Linked DNA regions of Homo sapiens: regions 1, 2, 3 and 5 are each linked to region 4. The links are chromatin loops, found by intact Hi-C in ENCODE. Cell type or tissue: GM12878. All regions are shown on one strand.

Region 1 (5,000 bases), 650 kb before region 4:
CCAGGTTCAAGTGAGTCTCCTGCCTCAGCCTCCCAAGTAGCTGGGATTACAGGTATGCGTCACAACACCCAGCTAATTTTTTTTTTTTTTTATATATTTTTAGTAGAGAAGGAGTTTCACCATGTTGGTCAGGCTGGTCTCGAACTCCTGATCTCAGGTGATCCACCCTCCTCGGCCTCCCAAAGTGCTGGGATTACAGGCATGAGCCACTGCGCCCAGCTGAAAATGGGCATTTTAATATTCTATATGTTAAGATTGTTGTAAGGGCTAAATGAGAAAAGCTTTATATAGTGATTAAGAGTGAAGACTCTGGAGTCAGACTGCCTCTTTCAAATTCCAGCCACACCACTTTGTGACCTTGGGACAAATTGCTTAACCTCTCTGTGTCCTAATTGCCTCGTCTCCAAAATTAGGATGGAAATTGTGTGTTTTGGTTGTAAGGATTAAATATGTTAACATGTATAAAGCATGTAGAAAGTCCCAGTGTTAGTATTGGTGTTATTAGTGTTATATAACATGACTCAGATAGTACTCAGCACATAGCAAACCACCAATGTGTGGTAGCTAAGATCCCAGCCTTCTGGTATCAGTAGAGAACCACAACAGAAAGCCCTGTTGAGCTCTTTCTAGAAGGTTCTGGTCTACTTTGCTTCCATAATAATACCATCTGAAGGGAGTAATTTTTGAAGTTTAAGACTTTTTTTTTCCTCCTGAGACTATAGAAATCTTGTTATATAGAAATAGTTTTAGAGCTGAAGGTAGAGTTCTCCAGCTCATACATGGGAAAGCTGAAAAGTCAGGAGGGAGAATGGAGCTGACACCAAATATAAAGGGACACCCCTAAATACAGCTTTTTCTCTTAAAAGCAGAGTGCAAAAAAAGATTGTCAAATTACTTAGGACTTCTGGTAAACCAAATCTTAGTTAACTGAAAGCCCTGTCTTGCATAAGCCTGACAGGATGCCACTTTATATGATAGCATCATTACAGCTTGTACAGCACATCAAAGTTGTATTGAAATACATGTTTCAGGGTTGGTACACACCTATTCAGGCATAGGTGTTACAACCCAGGAAGCTTAGCAGGGAGTAGCGCTAGGAGCTGGTGCAAAGCCTCCCTTTGCAGAGAGGACAAAACCCACTAGCAGAGTCTGCAGGAAGGGAAGAGGATTGGCCCTTTTGGGAAAAACTTTACACCCTCTCCAATTACTGCTGAGAAGGAAAAAGCAACCTCATACCCATCTTAACCCATTCTCCTCTCTTTATTGGAAGGGAGGGAGATAAAAAAGGAGGTTGGAGTTAGCCTAGAGAAGAATGAATATGGAAGTTTGCTAAGAGACAAGGAAGGAAGAGGACCACCGAAGTTCCTTTTTCTGCCTCCTGCTTCCCCAAGTGGGTATGATCCTGGGGGCAGGGTGAATTCTGCTTGCTTGCTTCTGATCAACCCCGAGCCAGCACATTATGAAGTTGCCTCCAGAACTGTTCTCGGAAGCCAGGAGCATTTCAGGGAACAGCCTTTCACCCAAGAGGAGGGAAACAAAGCAGGGACTGTCCCCTCAAAATAGAGAACAGGCAACAGAACTCACTGGATCTTTTTCTTGGTTTATTGTCTTGACTTCCTCCCAGTCAGAGCTGTTGACAAGCACCAAAAGCGACCCCTTGGAGTTTTCTGTATTTTTCCTACCCCCTGTCTGGCTGTGTCCACAGAGTAAGCTGGGACCATGGCGATTATCCAGCTTATTTGAATCTTACAGGCAGCCAGGTCAGATAATGCTATTTTCTCTCTGCCCCCTCAGTTGTATTTGGGGCTTCAAATTTCTAGGGTCTAGTCTGGCTAGCACTGCTGGTCTAATAAACTAGATAATGTCCAAAGCCCACATGTGTGCCTCTGATTTCAGGAAAGGTAAGGGGCTAGTGCTTATTCCATTTCTGGTATGTGCCAGGCACAGTGCTAGCCCCTTTGAATATATCACGTCACCTAATTCTCCAAACTAAACTTCTTTGCGTATATTATTGCCCCTATTTCACATATTTGGAAAAAGAAGATTCAGGAAGTATGTGGGGCTCACTCAAGACCACAAAGTTAGTGATAGAATCAGAACTGAAAGCTAGATCTGTATTTCTTGAAAACCCATGCTCTTTCCTCTGCAGTCTAAACCACACTGTCTCTGCCTCCATCCCACTGTAAACCTCAGATGTTATAGCTTATCAAGAAGGGGATGGGGAAAATGTCATAGCAAGAAAGCGAAGTGACTGGACTACCAACAACCTTAATAATTATTACATACTAGAGGACTTTCTTTAATTTCTTTCTCATCTATCCATTTTATTGTAAGTAGTAAGCAAAGGTGTAAGTCTTGAGAGAAATACATCTCACACGTCCATTATTCATTCATTAATGTATTTAATAAACGTGTTAAATTCATACTGTATACAAGGCACTGTGTTAGCCACTGAGGATGCTGTGATGAAGAGAATGTATTCAGACCCTGATCTCATAGATCTTACGGCCCAGGAAATAATGCATAAATAAATTCATGACTATACACTTGATAATTGTAATGAAGGAAAGTACAGAATGCTATGATATTGGCTCACTTTTTCACCTGTAAAAATGGGAATAATACTAGTACTTACCATTAGGGTTGCGGCAATATCTAAATGCGTTATTTTACGTAAAGCATTTAGAACACGCCTGGCACCCAGTAGTATTTAGTGTTTAACTATTATGATCATTAGTTTTATCACTATTTATCATTATCATCATTATCATTAGTCTAGTGTTATTATTGTTATCATTCTGGGGCCTAAAGTAGATTAGAAGATAGGAAAGAACTCTATAAATAAATGACTTTAAACTGGAGTCCTGAACACTGAGTAGCTGGGGTAGATCGAGGGGCGGTGGTCCTGAGAGAGTAACCAACACCTCAGAGATGCCACAGCCAGAGAACTGGGCACTTTGAACAACAGTAAGGGACGCAGCCACAGAGACTGAGAGATGCCAGGTTAAGCAGAACATTTGTAAGTCATGGTAGACATGTAGATTTTACTGCAAATTCAGTTGGGAGCCATTAAAAGATTTTGAGAAACAGATTGACGTGATCTGATATGCATTCTATTTATTTTATTTTATTTTATTATTTATTTATTTATTTTTTGTTTTTGAGACAGAGTCTTGCTCTGTTGTCCAGGCTGGAGTGCAGTGGCACGATCTCAGCTCACCACAACCTCCACCTTGTGGGTTCAACCGATTCTCCTGCCTCAGCCTCCCAAGTAGTTGGGACTACAGGTGTGCGCCACCACGCCAGGCTAATTTTTGTATTTTTAGTAGAGATGGGGTTTCACTATGTTAGCCAGGCTGGTCTTCAACTCCTAACCTCGTGATCTGCGTGCCTCGGCCTCCCAAAGTGCTGGGATTACAGGCATGAGCCACCACGCCCGGCCTTATATGCATTTTAAATACACAACTTCTCTTTGAGCCCCAAGTCTGGGTTAGTGACATCTCATACATGCTCCCAGTACCTGTATTTTCTCTGTAATAATACTCAGCTCCTGCCCCTTCCATGTACCTCCTGGTTAAGAAGACAGGCTCTGCAGCAAGACTGCCTGCACTTAGTTCTAGTTCAATACCTTTCTTTCTCTGTATGATTGTAGAGAAGTAATTCAACATCCCTGGGTCTTGATTTTCTTACATGTTTAATGGGGATAATAATAGAACCTTCTGCATAGAATTGTTTTAAGAGCAAAATTAAAACACTTAGAACAGTGGCTGGCACACATAAAGCACTAAATAAATATTAGTTGTTTTTAATATATTGTAACTGCCTATTTTCTTGACTGTTTATACACTAGACTGTATGCTTAGTTCCTGGCACAAGGCAGGTGTTCAAAAATATTTACTGAAAAAAGAATGAACAAGGAAAGAGAGGTAGTGCAATAAATTGTAACTAAAAGAAGAGAAAGATTGCTGTCCTATTCATGGGAAAATAGGCTTTCTTGAAACTGGGGTATATTCTGATAAGGAGGAGCCTGCTTATGGGGCCAGAGAAACTGAATGACTTTGCAGCTGCCCAGCTGCTACAGCTTTGGGGAACTTGAAATAACATCCGTGGAACAAAAATTTGTTTCAGAATCTGTGATGCCAATCTGGACTGCCATCTGCACAAAAAGAAAACTGGGCTCATGAAAGAGCTTTTTCATTCTCTTGGGCTATGTGACTATCTCTCTGGAAAGCAAATGCAAGGCTAAACCTCCGGAGTTCTCCATTTGCTGCCTTTGGAAGGACAGTCTCACCAAAAGAGCCAGTCATCCTACTAAGAACATAACACTATGACTTCCTTTTCATCCCTGCATTGCTAATAGGGCCTCAAAGGAACAAGGGCTCAGTTCTGTGAAGTAAACACACACCTTTAGTGTAGTGAATAAACACTGGAAGAAGCTTTTCACATATTTGTAAGCTCGGAAGTCTTTTAGGCATTGAGTAGCAGCAGCTCCTTTATTGCTTCATGCAGCTGCACGGGGTACCTGCCCGGACAAACAATGAATCCTTCAGCTCTCTGAATGTTCCAGTTCTGTGCCGTGTGTGTGTGTGTATGTGTGTTTGTGTGTGTGTGTGGTGTGTGCATGCATACGTGCATGTGTGCTGGTTTGTTACTTGTATATCCCAGGGGAAAATAAGGGTTCTTTGCATGCTTTTTGTCAACACAATGGGTCTCTGTTCTCACTGACCTGGTTTTCCTTTATTCCTTCCCTCTCATCACAAGTTTAGGCAGTCTGGCTTTCCTCATCCACAGAGCAAGGCCTTCCCCTGATTTACCCCTCTCTGCATGCTCTTCACACTTCCAAACCATTTTCCATATAGGCCCCTTAAATCTAATTTAAATACTTCCCTCTGGAAAGCCTCAAATGATGAGTCCTGCCTAATTGCTCCCTCCTGTACATGTCCTATGTTGCTTTCTAAAAGCATCATAGCTCTTTATGTCATGGGCATAAGTTCTTCCTT
Region 2 (5,000 bases), 160 kb before region 4:
GTGAATCCTTTTCAACTTACTTTGCCCAGATCCATCAGAGGAATCCACATCTATGACAGCAATAGCCTTACAAAATGAATTTCTTAAATCGTAAGATTTATGGGGTGAAAAGAAGTTGGTGAATACATACAAAAATACAATTAGATAAAATAAGTTCTAGTATTCAATAATACAGTAGGGAAATTATAGTTAGCAATAATTTATTATATATTTCGAAATAGCTAGTGGGGGTTAGGGGAAAAAAATAGCTAGAGGAATTTTAATGTCCCCAACACAAAGAAAAGATAAATGTTTGAGGCAATGGATATCCCAGTTGTCCTGATTTGATCATTACACATTTTGTATGCATGTATCAAAATATCACATGTTCCCCATAAAAATGTATCACTATGATACATCAATTAAAAATACAAAAATAAGTAAATAAATGAGATGAAGGTCGAAATTACTCCTTGATCCATGGGCTGCAGAATGAATGTTGTGTTAGCAGGCATGAAAGCAACATTAATCTTCTTGTACATCTCCATCAGAGCTCTTGGGTGACCAGGTGCATTGTCAATGAGCAGTAATATTTTAAAAGGAATCTCTTTTTCAGAGCAGTAGGTCTCAACAGTGGGCTTAAAATATTCAAGAAACTATGCCGTAAAACAGATGTGCTGTCATCTAGTCTTTTTTGTTTCACTTATAGAACACAGTAGATTTAGCATAATTCTCAAGGGCCCTGGGATTTTCAGGATGGTAAATGAGTATTGGCTTGAACTTAAAGGCACAAGCTGCATTAGCTGCTACCAAGAAAGTCAGTCTGTCCTTTGAAGCTTTGAAGCCAGGCATTGACCTCTCTCTAGCTATAAAAGCCCTAGGTGGCATCTTCTGAAATAAGACTGTTTCATCTACATGGAAAATCTGTTGCTTATTGTAGCCCCTTCATCAATGATCTTAGCTTATCCGATGATCTTAGATCTTCTGGGTAACTTGCTGCAGCTTCTACATCAGCACTTGCTGCTTCACCTTGCACTTTTATGTTACAGAGATGGCTTCTTTCCTCAAGCCTCATGAACAAACCTCTGCTAGTTTCAAACTTCTTCCATAGCTTCCTCACTTTTCTTAGCCTTCATGGAAGTGAAGGGAGTTAGGGCCTTGCTCTGGATTGGGCTTTGGCTTAAGAGAATTTGTGACTGGTCTGATCTTCTATCCAGACCACTAAAACTTTCTCCAAATCAGCAATAAGGTTGTTTTGCTTTCTTATCATTCATGTGTTCACGGAAGTGACACTTTTAATTTCCTTCAAGAACTTTTCAGGCAGGTGCAGTGGCTCACACCTGTAATCCTAGCACTTTGGAGGCTGAGGTGGGTGGATCACTTGAGTTCAAGAGTTCGAGACCAGCCTGGGCAACATGGCAAAACCCTGTCTGTACAAAAAATTAAAACAAAATTAGCCAGGTGTGGTGGTGTGCACCTGTAGTCCTTGCTACTTGGGAGACTGAGGTGGGAGGATCACCTGAGCCTGGGAGTTTGAAGATGCAGTGAGCCAAGATCATACCACTGCACTCCAACCTGGGTGACAAAGCGAGATTCTGTCTCAAAAAAAAACAAAAACAAACAAACAAAAAATCTACTTAGTTATAGTCACAACTTGACTAATTGTTGGCCCAAAAGGCCTAGCTTTCAGCCTATCTCGGCTTTTGACATGCCTTCCTCACCACACTTGGTTATTTCTAGCTTTTGATTTAAAAGTGAGAGATGTGGGACTCTTCCTTTCACTTGAACACTTAGAGACCACTGTAGGATTATTAATTGGCCTAATTTCAATATTGTTGTGTCACAGGAAATAGGAAGACCCAAAGAGAGAGACATGGGAAATGGCTGGTCAGTGGAGAAGTCAGAACACACATAACATTTATCAATTAAGTCAGCTTCTTTATATGGATACAGTTTGTGGCACCCTAAACCAATTACAATAATAACATAAAATAACACTGATCATCGCTCTCCATAACAGATGTAATATGAAAATCTAAAATATTGTGAGCATTAACAAAATGTGACGTAGAGACATGAAGTAAGCACATGCTGTTGGAAAAATAATGCTGACAGATGTGCTCAATGCAAGGTTGCCACAAACCTTCAATTTGTAAACACACATTGTGTGCAAAGCAGAATAAAGTGAGTCACAATAAATGAGATATGCCTGTACATAAAAATCCAGCAAATTTGGAATAAACTAAATAACTGCAAAACTAACTTACCTTACCAGACAAATAACATCATCTACTGCTGGGGACAAGTTGGTATGCTTTGCTCTTGAGCATAACACTCATAAAAATATCCATGGATAGTCTTAGGTGGAAAGTTCCCAAGTAAAGGAGTTTCTATGCATATTTAATCTCATTCTACATCCTGTTTTTTGAGCAGAAGGGCTCTTATTTTTATCTGTGTTACCAGTACTTCCCACTGTGCCTGACATGTTGTGGGCAATAAACATTTGTTGAAAGAATGAAGAAAAATGGAAAGTACAAATGTACAAATTTATACCCTGAAGACCTTGTTTTTCTCTGTGCACTCTGAAATATCACCACTGGGAGGCAGCACATGATTTAATAACAGCTTATCTCCCCTCCGAAGAAGACACACTTAAATGATACTATATTTATAAACATGGTGGTTCCAGGCATTTCATAGTTACAAATAGAAGGAAAAGATGATATTCTGACCTTTAAAGATACTACTTTAATGTCTCTAAGGCCAGTTATGCGTTCAATATTATCTCTTCCTGCAGCTTCAAAACATCTAGGTATAATAATAACTCTGAAAACGTATGGAAATGAGTTCTCAATAATAATTAGATGCTATTGTGGCTGATGAGAATTAACTGAAATTATTGTTACCATCTCTAACTGTCATAATAAAAAGACATGCCTTGTGTTTATCTAGGTAATTCAAAGACTGGTCAGCAAGCAAATTTGCAAGATGTTTTTAAGAAAAAAATGAATTTCATTAAAGAGTAAATATGTTCTAACTTTTTCTTTTCTTTTTCTTTTTTTTTTTTTTTGATGGAGTCTTGCTCTGTTGCCCAGGCTGGAGTGCAGTGGCGTGATCTCGGCTAACTGCAACCTCCGCCTCCCAGGTTCAAGCAATTCTCCGGCCTCAGCCTCTCAAGCAGCTGGGACTACAGGCTCTAACTTCTTAAATAATTTTTTTGTCTTTTTCCTGCAAATAATCAGAATGCATACTATTGGATTAGCATGGTGCATTTCCAGTGTCAGCCAGGTACAAATAAGGAGGATTACTTTTGTTATTCTGGACCAATTTCATGCAGCTACTTCTGTATGCAGGCTGTCTGTCCTCAGCAATAGCACATGTGGTTTCAGATATTCACTGTATTTTTCATTGAATTACAAGTTGTTACTCTTCCATCTGCAATAATATTAGTTAGTTTGTTAAGTGTTCTCACCAGTGGTTTACGCCAGACTTTCTTTTATTACATTACTTTTCATCTACCTTTCTTTCTAAAACTTTATAACTCTCTGGGACACGTTTTGCCAATTGAATTTTTTTCTCCATAAATGCCAGCAAGCTGGTAAAACACATAGACAGCAAGAATATTTTTTATATTTAAAAAATAAAACCGTAGCATTCACTTTACAATGAGATCACGTGTCTAGAAGGGTTGTCATTGTAAACTAGGGAAAGTCTGATGACAGACAACTGAAACCCATCCATGTGTAATATTGTGATATATACCCCAAAAATGTATTGTGCCAGGTATATGGCACTGGTAATTAAAATTATAAATTTACTTTTTGGGTATCTCACATATTTATCTTTAAAGATTTCAAAGGATTTGAGTGAAGCTGTTTATCAATAGAAAATATGCCCAGGTTTTTCTAAACCAGTATTCTGAACTGATATTGGCAATTCCCCAATTTTAAAACATAAAACTGTTTTATTTCTAAAAATTTGCCAAGCTCATATTCTGGTTTAATGCTATTTGCCCATACCTGCAAGCATTTTAAATATTTTCTCTTTTCCTTTTTTCTTTTCTCAAGGAATAAATATCTTATTTTTTCTATTCAACATTTTCCTTCTTTTTTGTTCTCTCCCTTTTTCTAACCCATTTCATTCTAATGTGGGAACTATCAGATCTCAGATTTTTATAATACAGGTTTTAAAAAGTAAACATTTCCTATACTTTTTTATGATGTTATAGTCTTAATTGATGCACAGTCAGCCTTCCAAGGCACAGAAAGCAATAGACTAATTATTTTACCTCTGCATGATAAGAATTTCCAGGCTTCACATGTCCTCACTTATCAGTGGGAGCTAAATGATGAGAATTCATGAACACAAAGAGGGGAACGACAGATACTGGGGCCTACGTGAGGGTTGAGGGTGGAAGGAGGGAGAGGAGCAGAAAAGATAACTATTGGGTACTAGGCTTAATACCTGAGTGATTAAATAATCTGTACAACAAACTCCCGTGACACAAGTTCACCTATATAACAAACCTTCACATGTACCCCCTAACTTAAAATAATAGTTTAAAAAAAAAAAATTACCAGGTTTCCAGCAAAATATAGAAAATTTACTCCTCAAAGCCCCAGTTCCTCTCTAAAACTAATTCCAAGTTTTATGGGTTTTTACTGGTTTTTGTTTTGTTTTGTTTTTTGAGACAGAGTCTTGCTCTGTTGCCCAGGCTAGAGTGCAATGGCATGATCTCAGCTCACTGCAACCTCTACCTTCCTTTCGAGCTGTGCTTGTGCCTCAGCCTCCCAAGTAGCTGGGATCTCAGGTATGTGCCACCATGCCCAGCTAATTTTTTAAAATATATTTTAGTAGAGATGGGGTTTTGCCATGTTACCTAGGCTGGTCTTGAACTCCTGGCCTCAAGTGGTCTGCCCACTTCGGCCTCCCAAAGTGCTGGGATTACAGGCGTGAGCCACCACTGCCAGCCCCAAGTTTTATGATTTATTGATTACTTGTAGCATCCCACTTCCAGGTAG
Region 3 (5,000 bases), 54 kb after region 4:
CATGGATCGTCTTCTAGACGAAAGTGAAAGTGCTGCATCTAGTCGAGCACCATCCCCTCCCCCAACTGCATCAAACAGTAGTAACAGCCAGTCTGAGAAAGAAGATGGCACTGTAAGCACTGCTAATCAAAATGGTAAGCAACCAGAGAAACATTTCTCTTTCTTCATAATAAGGGACACTTTCTTGCAGTGACTTGGGAAATTCCGTTTGGGTTTCTATTAAACTTCCAGAGCAGAAAGTAAAAAATGATAACACATGAGACAAACATAACATCAGCATACATATATACTAACAGAATACAAAGTGATTGGACATCACTAAAAAGTAATTTTAATAAAGCCTACTGTCAACAGTGACTATTTCTTGTAAGAAATTTGTTCTTTTTCAGTAGCATCTCTTTTCCTGTCTTGTCTAGTTGGGTTGATGCCTAGATACAAGTATTTATGTTAACTCTTAGGTCAAAACCCTGCAGTTTCACATGAGATATACAGATCATTGCAAAATACCTTGATGTAAGGTAACAAGTGCACTGTTTTGAATATTTAAGTTCTCTTTGATAGCATAATAACCTTGAATAATGAGAAAAGATAAAGCCGGTATCAACCTGTATATTAATATTCTACAGAAATATTTGTTTTTCTCTCCAAGAAAAAGAGAAGAAAAAGGCATACCAATTGTTTGAGGTTCAGATAGTGTTTCCGTTTAAAATATACAGTGGACCAGAGATCACTGTGCTGATCAGTAGTAAGAGCCAGAGAATTATTTTGATTTCTTCTTTGATTAAATGGTCTTTTTAAGTAAAAGAGTTCCAAGAAGAAAGTAATAAGCGCCACCCCCAGCTCCTCTGAGGAAACTGGTGATAGGAGAGTACCAGTGAAGAGCTGACTTCTTCCTGACAGAAACTGGAAGAGAAACACTGTGAAAGCCTTGATCCTCTTCTGACCTTTGGTCTCACATTGGTCCTGCTGGAGTGTATATGCTTAGTTCATTTCATGACCCCTCTCTGTTCCCTCACTACTTCTAGGAATAAACCAAACAAACAAAACTTAGGGCCCAGTAACTATGTCCTGGTCCAAGAAGGTTTATTGACTTGATGTCTAATGTTTGTCACGTCCATTCTGAAGTAGAATAAGATGCTGAGACTCTGACCTTGGGACTAACCGTATAGGCTCAAGGGAGGCAGACAGTTGGTACTACTATTGTTTTTCCTGTTTGTTCTTAACATATTAACACCAAATCATTTTCTTTTCCTTTTTAAGAAACTATTTGATGAGAACATGCTGTTAGGCTAGGAAAGTGTTCATAAGTTACTTATAAATTACTTGTAGCTCAAAAGCCACTCAACATTACGTACAGTCAAAACTGCCAGCTTTTTCAAAGGAAGGAAGGAACTTTTCATCCCAATGTTATATTACTTTTTTATATGGGGCTTTAATTAGTACTTTGAAATCTTACAGTTATTTTTGACCTAATCACAGTCGTCAGCTAGCTTTTTGGACTTGTTCCTACAGAATTGTTCTCTTCAATATATTATGATGCATAATCCCCATGTGCATTCATGATTTGAGTGCATTGAGTTGGTCAAAATAGAATATTTTCTTCTATCAGAATACAGTATTTGAGGCTCATCCTTTATGCCGAATATTTTTCAAGCAATTAAATTGTAATTATTCAGTGATGCACCCTATATTTTACTTCTTATCACCAAAATTTGCATTCCATTTTACAGTCAACTCTAAAATGAACTTTTGTTTTCTTTTATTAGAATAATTTTGCTTTTACTTTTCTCACCTACTATAGAATTTGTATTTACTTTTTAAGTAATTTGTATTTACTTAAGTAAATAATTTAGCACTTTCAAGTATATGCTTGGATAGTGCGGCATTAGTTTTTTAACATTATGACAGATTATTTAAGTCTACTTAGGTAAATAGTGTGTGATCATCTTTTTTTTCTTTTTGAGACAGAGTCTCGCTTTGTCGCCCAGGCTGGAATGCAGTGGCACAATCTCGGCTCACTGCAACCTCCGCCTCCTGGGTTCAAGTGATTCTGCTGCCTCAGCCTTCCGAGTAGCTGGGAGACGGTGCACGCCACCACTCCTGGCTAATTTTTGTATTTTTAGTAGAGACAAGTTTTCACCCTATTGGCCAGGCTGGTCTTGAACTCCTGACCTCATGATACACCCGCCTTGGCCTCCCAAAGTGCTGGGAATACAGGCGTGAGCCACTGCACCCAGCCTTGTGTGATCTTTTAAAGTACAGTTCCCATAGATTTACATTAAGAATAAAAAAGTCATGACATCTTGCTTTTATATGGCAGTTTACTCAAGCTTTTTAAAGAAAGAGCATTCATCTTGCTTTTACGTGGTTTTAGAATGTTGAAAACCTTTTGTTAAATCTGAGTAATTTACTGCATTTTCCATTAATTCAGCTTAGTTAGACTGCTGGATCCAGTGCTTGTTTGCTGTCACATATACCTAATATGCTTTTAACATATGCCAAATTCTGTTCTTAGTTCTTTACATTTATTAACTTATTTAATTTTCACAACAACCCTGTGAGGAATATCTATTATGATCTTCATTGTATATATGTAATGAAATGGAGATACAGAAAGAGTAAATAATTTGCCTAAGGCGACATAGCTTATAAGTAATAGAGCAAGAATTTAGACTATGTATTTGATACCTTGCTTCCTTGATAACAATAACTACAAGCTGTTTTATAATAGTTTGCAAATTTAACTTTTTTCTAATTGTGGTTTCATTTATATTTCTTTCAACTTAGGAGTGTCATCTAATGGACCAGGTGAAATATTAAACAAAGAGGAAGTAAAAGTTGAAGGGTTACACATTAATGGACCAACAGGTGGAAATAAGAAACCACTTCATGCAGATATGGATACTAATGGTTATGAAACAGATAACCTTACCACTGACCCAAAACTTGCCCATATGACTGCAAGAAATGAAAATGATTTTGATGAAAAAAGTGAGAGACCTGCCAAAAGGCGAAGGGTAAACAGCAATGGAAAAGAAAGTCCAGGTTCTTCTGAATTTTTCCAAGAAGCAGTCTCACATGGGAAATTTGAAGAACTTGAAAACACAGATGACTAAATTTTAGACCTATTTTACTTTCTTTGGAGTAAATTCTGGTGTGACTAAAATTTTCAGGGTTGATGGGTTACCTTAAAAAGTTGATTTCCTTGAAGCAGTTTGAAAATTTGAATTGAGTCTTAACTTTAGGAAATGAGGTTTCATAATTCTGCCTTTTGCAGATTTTTTTACTTTAAAGCTGTCAGACTCTTTTAAGGGTATTTTAAAAATTAGTAAATTTGAATGAACTAAAGATATATCTCTACCTTCTCATTTGAATATCTTTAGTTCATTCAGATTTACTAATTTTGGTAAATCTGAATGAACTAAAGATGTATCTGTACCTTCTCATTTGATGTATTAATCATAAAATTTCACTACAAGGTAATTTTTGCTTAGTTTGATGGATGAATGGGAAACTCAAGTCCAAATTTCTGCTTAATACCAATTTCTCTGAGTTTCTTGAAATGTCTTTAAAACAGACATTTTTCTCACCAAACAGTTTGAGTATCTTTATTAAGGAAACCCTTACGAATCCTGAAAATTATGCTAGCATGATTTTTTTATATATAGAAGTTTAAAAATAAACCAGGTCAGGTTTGTATATGTAAAATTGTTGACATCAATGATGTCTTTCCATATTCTTATCTGGGCTTAAGAAATACATTCTGTATTTTTCCAGATTCTTTGTAGCCTTTGAAAGATTTTTACAGTACATATGTCTTGACTGAGCTGTCCTTTCTTAATACAAAAGCGTGTATAATTTTCTTAACTTGTACAGTTGGTAAACTTTTATGAGAGGAATTGTTATTCTGAGTCTGTCAGCTTTCATTTTATTTTGCTAAGGTTTTTCTAATGAATTTTTAAGTGTTTGTGTAGTAATTAAGTCATATTTCTTATCCAGGTGGTTAAAGCATTCATAAAGGATTATAAAATTTTTTTTTTTTTTTTTTTTTTTAAATTTCTACTTAAGGGCAAGTAATTTGAGAATTCTGAAATTAAGCATGATGCTTAGATTGCAGTTTGTTTTGCATTTGCTATAATTTTCAAAATTATTTTTGAAGCAAGACAAAAGTTTAATGTCAGCTTAAGTGCTTAAATATATCATGCTGACCAGAATCCTGTTATTTTTATATGCATCATAAAATTTCCCATTTCTGCATTAAATAAACAGAGGAGGGGGGTCAAGTGATACTTAGATATTGGCACACACAAGGAACAACTGTTGGCAGGCAGTATCGATTTTATGAAGAGAAAGTGAAGTTTGAAAACTTTTCAAACTTTTCTAGTTACAATCCAATTTTTCAGATTTGATAATGCTTTTCCAAAGTGAAAATAAGATACACAATAATCATTGCTCTGTGTGATTACAGATAGGATTATCCATCTGCATAGCCTTGTAAAAGTGCCATTTTATTTTTAGTGCTAAATTCTTGTTAAATAATGTAGTTTTATATAGCTGATAGACCAACCTATATCCAAACTTTTATAAAATATTAATTATTCTTGTTTTTCTCACACAGGCATACTCCAAATGCTTCTTCCAGTTCATTTTTCAGCCATCAGTTCAAGAGCCAATGCCTTTTTAAAATAAAGCTTCTGTGGTCTTGTTTTTAATGGCTCAACTGTCTGATGTAATTGAGTGAAGGTTTGCACTGAGAAATTAGCATTCAGGCCTTACCCCCATGAAGTATTACTGTTAACATATGTTCGGACTGCTTCCCTTCACCAATGTGAACAACTTTTTTTCCCAAACAGTGTTAAAAGCCACTTTGCAACACTTGACTTCATCTTAATGTACATTCACTGTTGTTACATACATATCTAAGTAAATCAAAGTTTTGGGTGGAAGTGTTGAGAAGTATGAGTTTTTTGTTGTTTTTGTTTTACTTAAAACTTTTAATT
Region 4 (5,000 bases):
CTCACATAAAATTGGAATTCAGCACACTTTTTTAGTTTAAAAATTTTATACACAATTCCAACAGAACTACTGTTTTGGATATCACATTAATAAATAACAAAGTGTAATAATTTTAAGCAGACACAATTAATGGTGCATTTTCTTATGCCTTTAGCTCTCTCATGTCCTATTTTCAACTCTTCTAGTATGAATAGGCTTTAAAAATAAATTTTTTTTTGTTAACCCAAGTATAAATATTAACTGTTTGCATTTGGATACAAAGAAGATATCTGTTGAATTAATCCAAAGTGCTGAAGAACTAAGGGTAATGGATGGAAACAACAAGGAGGTAGATTCTGGCATAATAAAAGAAAGAATGTTTTAAACATTTGAACTTTTTTTGAAAAGAGCAGCCTTTTTATGAGATATAGTGAGTCACTGGAGGGGTTTAAACATAGGCAGAAAGCCTGGTAGTAGAAGCATGATGAGAGATTACTATCTTGACAGGGTAGAGAATTGACTAAAAGATCTCTAAGGTCCCATCCAACACTAAAATTCTATAACTAGTGAATAGTTAATTTTTATATATTTAATACTGAAGAGGGTAAGTAAGCGTTTTGAGAAAGACTTTTCATTCCGTAAGGTGGCTCCTGAAAATTTTACAGTTAGGTGTATCACTAAAATAAAATAATAGTGGAAGGATACTGAATTCAGTGGTAATGTGTTACCTATGAATTGCAGTATTAGAGCTGTTTCTTTTTTATAATATCTGAACCTAAAAAACCCACTGAATCCACATTTATAAAAAGGGGAAGGGGAAAAATGTAGAGAGTTTTTTTCCCTCAATAATAATAATACCATTTAAAACTAGTAATATTGATACACAATATTAATAAACTTAAAGAGTTATTTAACAGTAAGATAGATACCCATTCAGAAATGTTTCAGACTTCCATTTTCCTGACAAGTTTAGGATTCATTCAGTAGGTTAATAGACTATGATCCCCTGCTCTTTATCATAGTTGGGATTTCTGTTGGTAGTTTAACTGAAGAATCAAAGATTCAGTGTACTTAAGCAAGTTATTTCTGTACCTTGTATTGTAACACTTTTAATTTTCCTTTGGTAGCCAAATTTCATAAATTAGCTTTCATATGTTAATGGAAAACCCTCCTTCATCTCCATGGTATAAAGCCTGAGTTTGTACCTCTAGGCCCCTAATTGTGTCTGTACCCACCTCAGGTCCATGTATATCCATTGTTCTTTGCCTTCAGCTCTTTTCATTAAGTGTATTGATTGAAAACTATTTGGATATGAACTGACACTTTTAAAAAGTCATTTTTATTTCAAGTCCAGAGGATTGACATAATTCAACAGGGTAACTATTAGAAACTATATACCTCTGCTAAAATATTTATTCCCCCAAGGAATCCTGAAAAACACTTTTATATAAGTTTTCTAAAAAATAAAATGAAAATACTGTACAGTACAGTTAATGGTAAAAATTGTTTGTAGATTTGGGAACCTTAAAGTTTTCCTTTCTCTTCTTTCCCTTGCTTTTCTTTCAGTAGAAAATGTGCATCAGATGTTTATGTTTAATTGGTTTACAGACTGTCTGTGGACTCTTTTCCTGTCAAATTACCAGGTAATGTCCTTTCACTTAGCAGCTACTTCATATATCTGTAAATGCAGTTTATTCATGCACAGATTATTATTGGACATAACAGTTTCAAATTAACATTGAATCTTTGGAAATAGGAAAATGCTTGATAGAGTCTAGAATTTTAAGGGAATATAAATAATTTAATAGCCTCCCCTATATTGCATTATAAGTTAAGTATTAACTTTAAGAAAAATTGTATATGTACACATTTATGCAATGTAGTATTGGTTCACATTATTTGGAAGGAATGAATAATTCTCGTATTTAAATGGTTGATTTTGGTAGCCACTTTTGAAACTGCATTAAGAGGAACCCTTGAAGATTAGGAAAAAAATCCCAGTCTTTTGAAATAAAGACTTTCAAACTGGTTTAGTAAAATATGTTAGTGACTGTTTTAATGTCACCTTTGTGTTATTCAGTATGTGCCTTAGTATAATGGAAGTGAAACATGTTAGTTACTTTGAAATCATTGGTTCTGGCCATCATCAGCATTGGCATCACGGCCAATTGGCAGCTGTAGGCCAATACATTAAAATAAACTTTCAAGTTACAGGCATTTCAGGCATTGCAAATAAGTAGGTTCTCCCTCCATGCTACTAAATAGATGATATCCATAAAACAGTCAATTTTCAGTATTTTAAATTTTGTCTAGTTGTGCAAAATTCAGTACATAACTGTGTTGCTACCGGCATGACAGAAGTGTGTGAGAAAACGCAAATGACATGAGGATGGCGGACTGCCTATCATAACCCCTTCCATTAATTTTTGCTCTGACCTCTCTAGAGATTTGGGGATATAGAATTTTACATTTCCTGTCGGGAATCTACTGATGGAGAAATATTTGTCAAGGCATAACCGCTTTCAAAGCACAGTTCTTGCCGCCGTTGCATCACAGCAACATCCGTTTTTCAGCAAATGCATTTCAAAAACGACCTACATGTAAAATATTACGTATTTTTCCTCTGCTGTGTCAATGCTGGATGTGACTCCTTTGGCACTGTTCCTTGACCTCTCTGATCCGTAGACAACCCCCTCCGCCTGGAGTGGCGGATCAGCTGGAGCCAGCGAAGCGCCCCGCGCGGTTGCCCACCTCCTCCCACACCCACCTTGACTCCGCCCCCTCCGCTCTTCCCGGGGAGGGCTGGCCGCGGGGCCGCGCGCGCGCCCCTGCTCCGGCGCGTGCTCGCTGGTCTTTTCCCTCCAGTCCAGCCCAGCCGGGGCGCCGCGAGGGGGCGGAGTGGGGTGTGGTGGGCGCGCTCGGGCGGCTCCTGCGCGTTCCCGCCGAGGCAGTGGCGGCGGGAGCGGCAGAGACGGCAGCGGCCGGAGTCCCGTTGCTGAGTCTCACATCCGGGTTCTGGCCGTGACCCAGCTGCGGCCGCCGCGGAGATGTGACCCGGCAGTACGGCAAATATGGCGGAGGTAAGGGAGCGAGCTCCCCCTCCCTGTCCCGGAGCCGGGCGCCCCCGGCCCTGGGCCGGGGAGGAGTGGAGTGGGCCTGGCCAGGAGAGGCCCGGCCCTGCTGGCGCCGCTGCCCACCTGTTGTCCGGAACAGGCCATTCTCTGGGCGGGAGCTTCGCCTGGAACTTAGTTGGGATGGGTCCGGGGGTAGGAGGAAGCGGAGGCGTACTTGGACTTCGGGGGCAGTTTGAAGGGTAGTGCAGCGTAGTAGTGCGGTGCGAGGGGGAGGGGGCGCCCGCCGGGGAAGGGGTGCCTGTGGCGCAACTTCGCCGGCCGGTGCTAGGGGCCAGGAGAGAAGCTGCTGCTTCCTCTTGCGAAGTTTTTTCCCTTCCTAACCGAGATGCTGTTGCGCCCTTCCGCGTCACCCCCATCCATTTGCGACTGACATCCAGTCTGTGTTAGTGGGGAAAACGTAAGGCTGACGGCCTTTGATTAACTCTGTAATTTTCATGATCGTGGTAAAATGAGAGTGGATAAATTAATCTGGCCAGCCGCAATCCAGCCCTCCAGGTTGGGGGGAGTCTGCCCATTTATCCAGACAGTTCCATCTCCCGCTCCCCAAGGTACAACCTCTGAGCTGCTTTTCCACCTCCCCCCACCACCTTCACTTTCCAGGCTTCCCCCCACCCCCTTTCCAAATCAAGGCTACCTATTCTTGTCTTCTTTCTCTTCTAATTTTTCTTTCATTGGAGAAGCTTTTTCTTGTTTCTTTTTGCTCGTTTTATAGTAAACAAGTTCCTAAAGCCCCTTTTTTTGATTTTACATATTTGGGCCGCAGTTGGCGGGCATACAACTGCTGTTGATTTATTAATCGGAACTAAGTATACGCTACTGGAACTTTAAATAACTGGAAGTTTAAAAAATGTTTAAAATATCTGAAGTTTTGTGGGATTTGTTTTGTTTCCGTTTTTCCTTACCCGTGGAAGAATTTCAGTATTCTTTATTCCTGAGAGTTCGAGATGATGTATTTGGATTTTTTTTATGACTCCTTTGAAATAAGCCACTGTAAATTTTGATTGATAAGGCATTTCTCTTGTTTGAATTGCCATTTTCATGGTTTCACAGGCACCCCAAAACAGATTTAGGAAGGAGGGTGAGATTTTGCTGTAGCAGACAGGACTGTTTGCTGCGAGTATTCTTTTTAAAACATTCAATATCTCTAATTTACAACTAAATTTAGATCTTAGATTTATTTTCATTTCTTTTGCTCTTGGTGGTTAAAGAATTGTATTTCCAGGCACATGAATTGGAGAACGTAGTACTTTCTGTTTCCCCAAAATGTGACTGCGTTTGTTCCAGTAGACTGAGAATCGGTACCTGGATTTTAGTCCTGGTGAGGTTCTTATTCTTAAGTGTTTGTTTCCTTCATGTTTAAGGAGTTGTGTGTAGCTGGATTTATACATTTTGTCAGTTAGTGTCTTCAGTGGACCCCTTTCAGTGAATATCGGGTAAGCAGCAATGTGCTACATAGGTAATGTGGTTTCTTCTTTCATGGTGTTGCTCAGGATGGTTTGAGCTTTGAGGTGTGTAGTCATATACTAAGGCAAGATATTACTGAAGGAAAATAGCTTATACAGAGAAATTTAAGTTAAAAAACTTAAATTTAAAATTTCTGTGTTTTTAAAAAATAAATTTTATTGCCGAGGGAACTAAAAAATCTAATATGTAAAAGAAATTATGTTAACTTTTTTGTTTTAAAAATTAAAGATGGTTGCGTTATTGTAAGATAAAGGAAAAAAATATTTTGATTCACTAATCATTTCCTAATATTTTCTAATGTATGTTTTAGTTTTCTTAAATATTTTATCAGTTGGAGAATGGAATGTTTTGTGGGAACGCATGGATTGTTCAACTGCAAGAAGGAAAGAACTGGAATTTTGTTTTTATTTGGTTTTTAGTGTT
Region 5 (5,000 bases), 240 kb after region 4:
CCTGCTTTGCCTTCTGCCATAATTGTAAACTTACTGAGGCCTCACCAGAAGCCAGGCGGATGTTGGTGCCATGCTTGCACCGGCTATAGAACTGTGAGCCAATTAAGCCTCTTTTCTTTATAAATTACCAAGTCTCAGTTATTCCTGTATGGTAACACAAGAACAGTCTAATACACTCCTAGAATAAAACATAGGGAAAAACCTCTTTGACACTGGTCTGGGTAAAAATATTTTTAGATATGACACTGAAAAAACAAGCAACAAAAGCAAAAATAAATAAGTGGGACTATATCAAACTAAAAAGCTCAGCAAAGAAAACAACCAACAAAATAAAAAGACAACCTACAGAAGGGAAAAAAATATTTGCAAATCATTTATCTGATAAAAGGTTAATATCCAAAATACATAAGGAACTCAAATGACTCAATAGCAAAAACAAAAACAATAAAGGCCAGAAAATCTGATTTAAAAATCAGCTCTTGGGCAGAGCACGGTGACTCACGCCTGTAATCCCAGCACTTTGGGAGGCTGAGATGGGCAGATCACTTGAGGTCAGGAATTCGAGACCAGCCTGGCCAACATGGTGAAACCCTATCTCTACAACAAATACAAAAAACCAGACCGGGTGAGGCGTCTCACGCCTGTAATCCTAGCACTTTGGGAGGCCAAGGCAGGAGGATCACCTGAGGTCAGGAGTTCAAGACTAGCCTGACCAACATGGTGAAACCCCGTCTCTACTAAATACAAAAAAAATTACCGGGGCATGGTGGCACATGTGTAATCCCAGCTACTTGGGAGGCTGAGGCAGGAGAATCACTTGAACCCAGGAGGCAGAGGTTGCAGTGAGCCGAGATTGTGCCATTGCACTCCAGCCTGGGCAACAGAGCAAAACTCTGTCACAAAATAAAATAAAATAAAATAAAATAAAATAAAATAAAATAAAATAAAACAAAAATCAGCTCTTGATTTTCCATAGCCTCCTAACTGGGCTCTTCATCTTCAATCAATTCTCCACACAGTGTTGGAGTCATATGTTGCTTAATGACTGGGATACCTTCTAAGAAATGTGTCATCAGGCGATTCTGGACCTGAATAGATTTTTTTTTCAAGGAAGACGGATAAATGGCCAATAAGTATATGAAGAGGTACTCAACATTACTGATTATCACATAAATACAAATCAAAACTACAATGAGCTGGGCGTGGTGGCTCACTCCTGTAATCCCAGGACTTTGGGATGCCAAGACTGGCAGATTGCTTGAGTTCAGGAGTTCAAGACTAGCTTGGGCAACATGGTGAGAACCCATCTCTACCAAAACTACAAAAAATTAGCTGAGTGTGATGGCATGTGCCTGTGGTGCTAGCTACTCAGGAAGCTGAAATGGGAGGATCACCTGAGCCCAGGAGGCAGAGGTTGCAGTGAGCCGTAATCACGCCGCTGCACTCCAGCCTGTGTGACAGAGCAAGACTCTGTCTCAAAACAAAAACAAAAACAACAACCAAAACCAAAAAACAAAACTACAATTAGATATCACTTCCCACCTTTTGGGGTGCCTATGATAAAAAGACAAGATATAAGTATTGCTGAGGGTACAGAGAAAGGGCAGCCTTGTACACTGCTGTTAGGAATGTAAATTGGTACAGTTATCATGGAAAACAGTGTGAAATAAAAACAATTTTATTTAAAAAATTAAAATAGACCTACCTTAGGATCCAGCAATCCCTCTTCTGGATCTATAGTCCCCCCACAGAATGAAATCAGCACCATGAGAGATATCTGCCTTCCCATGTTCATGAAGCGTTAGTCAAAATAGCCCAAACATGGAAATAACATTTTAAGTGCCTATCAGTGGAATAATTGGTAAAGAATCTGTAGGCTATACAGGAATATTATGCAGCCATAAAAAGGAAGGAAATTCTGCCATTGCGGTAACATAGATGCAACTTGAGGGCATTATGCTAACTGAAATAAGCCAGACAGAGAAAGACAAATACTGCGTGATCTCACTTATATGCAGAATCTGAAATAGTTGAACCCATAAAAACAGATGATAGAATGGTGGTTACCAAGGTTAGAGGGTGGTGGAGGGAAAGGAAGCTATTGGTCGAAGGGCATAAACTTGCAGTTATAAGATGAGTAAGTTCAGGAGATCTGATATACAGTATGGTGACCATAGTTAACAATACTGAATTATACAGCATACTTGAAATTTGCTTGAATGTTCTCTCTGCAAAATAAAGAGTAACTAAATAAGATGAGAGATGTATTAACTAACTTGATTGTATAATAACTTCACAAAATATGTATGTATCAAATCATCATGTTGTATATCATCAAATTGTAGAATTTTATTCATCAATTATATTTCAACAAAGCTGGAAAACTAAAAAAAGAAACAAGTGTATAATTAATAACAATGCTGGTTGTAAATTAAAACTAAGCGTCATATTTTTGGTGTCAAAATGTTTGACATTTTTAAGAAAACATGTATAAGTGTTCTGCCTCTTGGATGAGACCATTTTAAATTAAGCTGTAAAAAAAAAGTACCGACAAAACAGTTCACTTTCAGTAATCTGGATTTCCCCAAATAGTGACACGAGAGCCAGTCATTTCGAATTGGACAGTTTGAGTTCCTCTTCAAGAGTCTGCAATGTAGGTCAGGGCTCTGCTGACATTTCCATTGACCTCAGAAGTGAAAATCTAAAGTGAGTGCTGACAGGCAGGCAGTGAGGAAAGAAGACATGACACAGCCAACAAGGGTGGCAGCCTGGCTCTGAAGTGGAATTATGTGCTTCAAACAGGTTGAAAGGTAAATAGGCAGCGATCATCCAAATACTTAAAGACAGCTATATTTCCTTTTGGAAATACATGGGCCAAGTTGTTTTCTCTTGCAAGTTCTCATGATATTCCATGCAGTGGTTACTGATGAAAAGGGAATCTATAATATTATATGGCATCACATTACTTTAAATAATAATTATTGCATATTTCCATCAGTTAACTTCTAACTAGGAACATTTTTAGGGCTTCTGTTGCTTCTTATGAAGAGAAGAATTACTATTGCTAACAAATAATGAAAGGGATCCCTATATTTCTGAGCCAAGGGGACCCCAGTTTTTTTAAATGTTACTAGATATTTTATGCGATATGATGAGCCATGCATTGCGTTCTCTTGTAGTTTTATAGAAAAAGCTCAGGTTTTATTAAACAGATAAAATAACTGAATAATGTTGATCATTGAGTAAATGAGTTAATTCATGTAACTGATTAATCAAATAGTGTAACTCTAGTTGTAAACTAACAACGGTATTATTAGGAATTTCTATAACGTGTTCCTTTCGCGTTCTCTACAGATGAAAGGCTTTTTCCTCTTTTTTAGGGGGTGCGGGGGACAAGGTCTCACTCTGTCGCCCAGGCTGGAGTGCAATGGTGTGATCATGGTTCACTGCAACCTTCACCTCCCGGGTAGCTGGGATGACCGTCACATGCCACCACACTGGGCTAATTTTTGTATTTTTAGTAGGGACAGGGTTTCACCCTGTTGCCCAGCCTGATCTCGAACTCCTGGGCTCAAGCAATCCACCGGCCTCTGCCTCCCAAAGTGCTGGGATTACAGGCATGAGCCACCACGCCTCCCCAGATGAAACGCTTTTTAGAGTCTCACTGGTGAGAGCACATATTGCTTAATCTCACTTCACTTTTCTTAATTTTGAATCCATTTTCTCTGGGAGTTCTGAAATTTTTGGCTCTTCCCAAGTTTAGCTCATCAAAGACTAGTATTTCTGGAGTGTGATAAGTATGTAACTTTGGCAGGGAGAAGAATTCATCACCAGAAGTTAGCTCAGCCCAGGCACCATGGTTCATGCCTGTAATCCTAGCACTTTGGGAGGTTGAGTTGGGAGGACCGCTTGAGCCCAGGAGTTTGAGGTTACAGTGAGCTATGATAATGCCGCTGCACTCCAGCCTGGGCTACAGAGCCTGGCCCTTGTCTCTAAAAAAATTTAAAACATAAAATAAAAAAAGAAGTTAACTCAGAGGAGGAGGTTTCTGATGAGAAAGGCTAGATTAGGAGGCACTGTAATGGATCAAATGCCCTACTGAGTTAATTCATAGTGACTTTTGAAGAGTATAAAATTCCATTTATTTGCTTTACTTCTCCATCTCTTGTTATATCTCCTAAATATACCAGTAACATTTCTTTGCTCTGTTTCCTTCCTTCCTTTCTTCCTTCCTTCTTTCCTTCTTCCTCCCTAATCAAAGGTTCCCATCAAATACAATAATTCTTAGGGAAAAATGTTATGCTTTTTATTATTTTACTAAAATACTACAATTTAAACATTTTTCATATTTTTTTTCCAGAGGGAAACAGTCTTTTCCTGCTTCCAGACATGAATCAGGTCACTATTCAATGGGATGCAGTAATAGCCCTTTACATACTCTTCAGCTGGTGTCATGGAGGTATGGTGTTTTATGTATCTATTGCTATCTTTCATTCAACAAATGGAATATTGAGTGATTATCATTTTCATGGTTTTATGTTAGAATCTCTGAAGAATACAAATATTATTAGACTAGAAAAAATGTGTGCATAAAAATTACATAGAATGAAATAAAAATGGCCCAATCTCCTTCCAAATGCAGGATTTCTTTCTCAAATTTCCCTTCTAGACAGCCCTCTTACTCACATGTGGATATTTCCACAAAGGAGCTTATTAGTTTGAGTTGGCATGTTCTATTGTCAAACTATTATAACTGTTATATAATTACCTGTCAAACATTTGGATGCAATTCTATTTCACAAACCACTTGTTGATAGTTACTTTGTGCCGGGCACATAGTAACTATGTGGGCCATTGGCAAGAGTATGATTTTATTCATTATATTCAAACTTTACTGAAAAAAGTAGGCTTTATCTAAAAAAGAACAAAAGATTGGTTGAGTAGCTAGAGAATGGGGTTCAGATTCTACAGTGCCTAGTGTTATTTCTAATCTTACCTTT

The links. Peaks named below come from ENCODE experiments on the same cell type or tissue, not always from the same donor. Only the 100,000 strongest peaks of a DNase experiment are listed, where the experiment ranks them.
Region 1: a loop joins it to region 4, with 3 times the contacts of the local background. A loop is called at or near these places in 5 of 110 quality-filtered maps.
Region 2: a loop joins it to region 4, with 2.5 times the contacts of the local background. A loop is called at or near these places in 36 of 110 quality-filtered maps.
Region 3: it touches region 4 in a loop (4-fold over the local background); 19 of 110 quality-filtered maps call a loop at or near these places.
Region 5: a loop joins it to region 4, with 3 times the contacts of the local background. A loop is called at or near these places in 2 of 110 quality-filtered maps.

Annotation. Positions count from the first base shown.
Region 1 is chr1:66,274,252-66,279,251 of GRCh38, forward strand. All of the region lies in intron 7 of PDE4B (phosphodiesterase 4B), which reads left to right. Among named protein-coding and RNA genes, the nearest start is that of PDE4B-AS1, 230 kb to the left of the region's middle. In GM12878, no CTCF peak of the experiment used is centred here; DNase peaks (open chromatin) are centred at 2,160 and 4,110; H3K4me3 peaks cover 965 bases; H3K27ac peaks cover 1,850 bases.
Region 2 is chr1:66,762,607-66,767,606 of GRCh38, forward strand. The region is part of intron 2 of DYNLT5 (dynein light chain Tctex-type family member 5); the gene reads left to right. Among named protein-coding and RNA genes, the nearest start is that of DYNLT5, 13 kb to the left of the region's middle. In GM12878, a CTCF peak has its summit at 2,578 (motif pointing right); a DNase peak (open chromatin) is centred at 2,584.
Region 3 is chr1:66,981,785-66,986,784 of GRCh38, forward strand. It overlaps MIER1 (MIER1 transcriptional regulator), which reads left to right. Exons shown (of 14, transcript NM_001077700.3): 13 at 1-134; 14 at 2,788-5,000. The coding sequence ends at 3,116. It also overlaps a transcript of SLC35D1 not described here. Among named protein-coding and RNA genes, the nearest start is that of MIER1, 59 kb to the left of the region's middle. RefSeq lists silencers at 2,752-2,801, 2,789-2,989. In GM12878, no CTCF peak of the experiment used is centred here; a DNase peak (open chromatin) is centred at 2,877.
Region 4 is chr1:66,927,342-66,932,341 of GRCh38, forward strand. The region is part of intron 2 of MIER1 (MIER1 transcriptional regulator); the gene reads left to right. Among named protein-coding and RNA genes, the nearest start is that of MIER1, 4.9 kb to the left of the region's middle. RefSeq lists a silencer at 2,612-3,431. In GM12878, a CTCF peak has its summit at 2,852 (motif pointing right); a DNase peak (open chromatin) is centred at 2,880; H3K4me3 peaks cover 2,444 bases; H3K27ac peaks cover 2,614 bases.
Region 5 is chr1:67,163,732-67,168,731 of GRCh38, forward strand. It overlaps IL23R (interleukin 23 receptor), which reads left to right and starts at 2,723. Exons shown (of 11, transcript NM_144701.3): 1 at 2,723-2,810; 2 at 4,361-4,459. The coding sequence starts at 4,390. RefSeq lists an enhancer at 2,475-2,664. In GM12878, no CTCF peak of the experiment used is centred here; a DNase peak (open chromatin) is centred at 2,690; H3K27ac peaks cover 457 bases.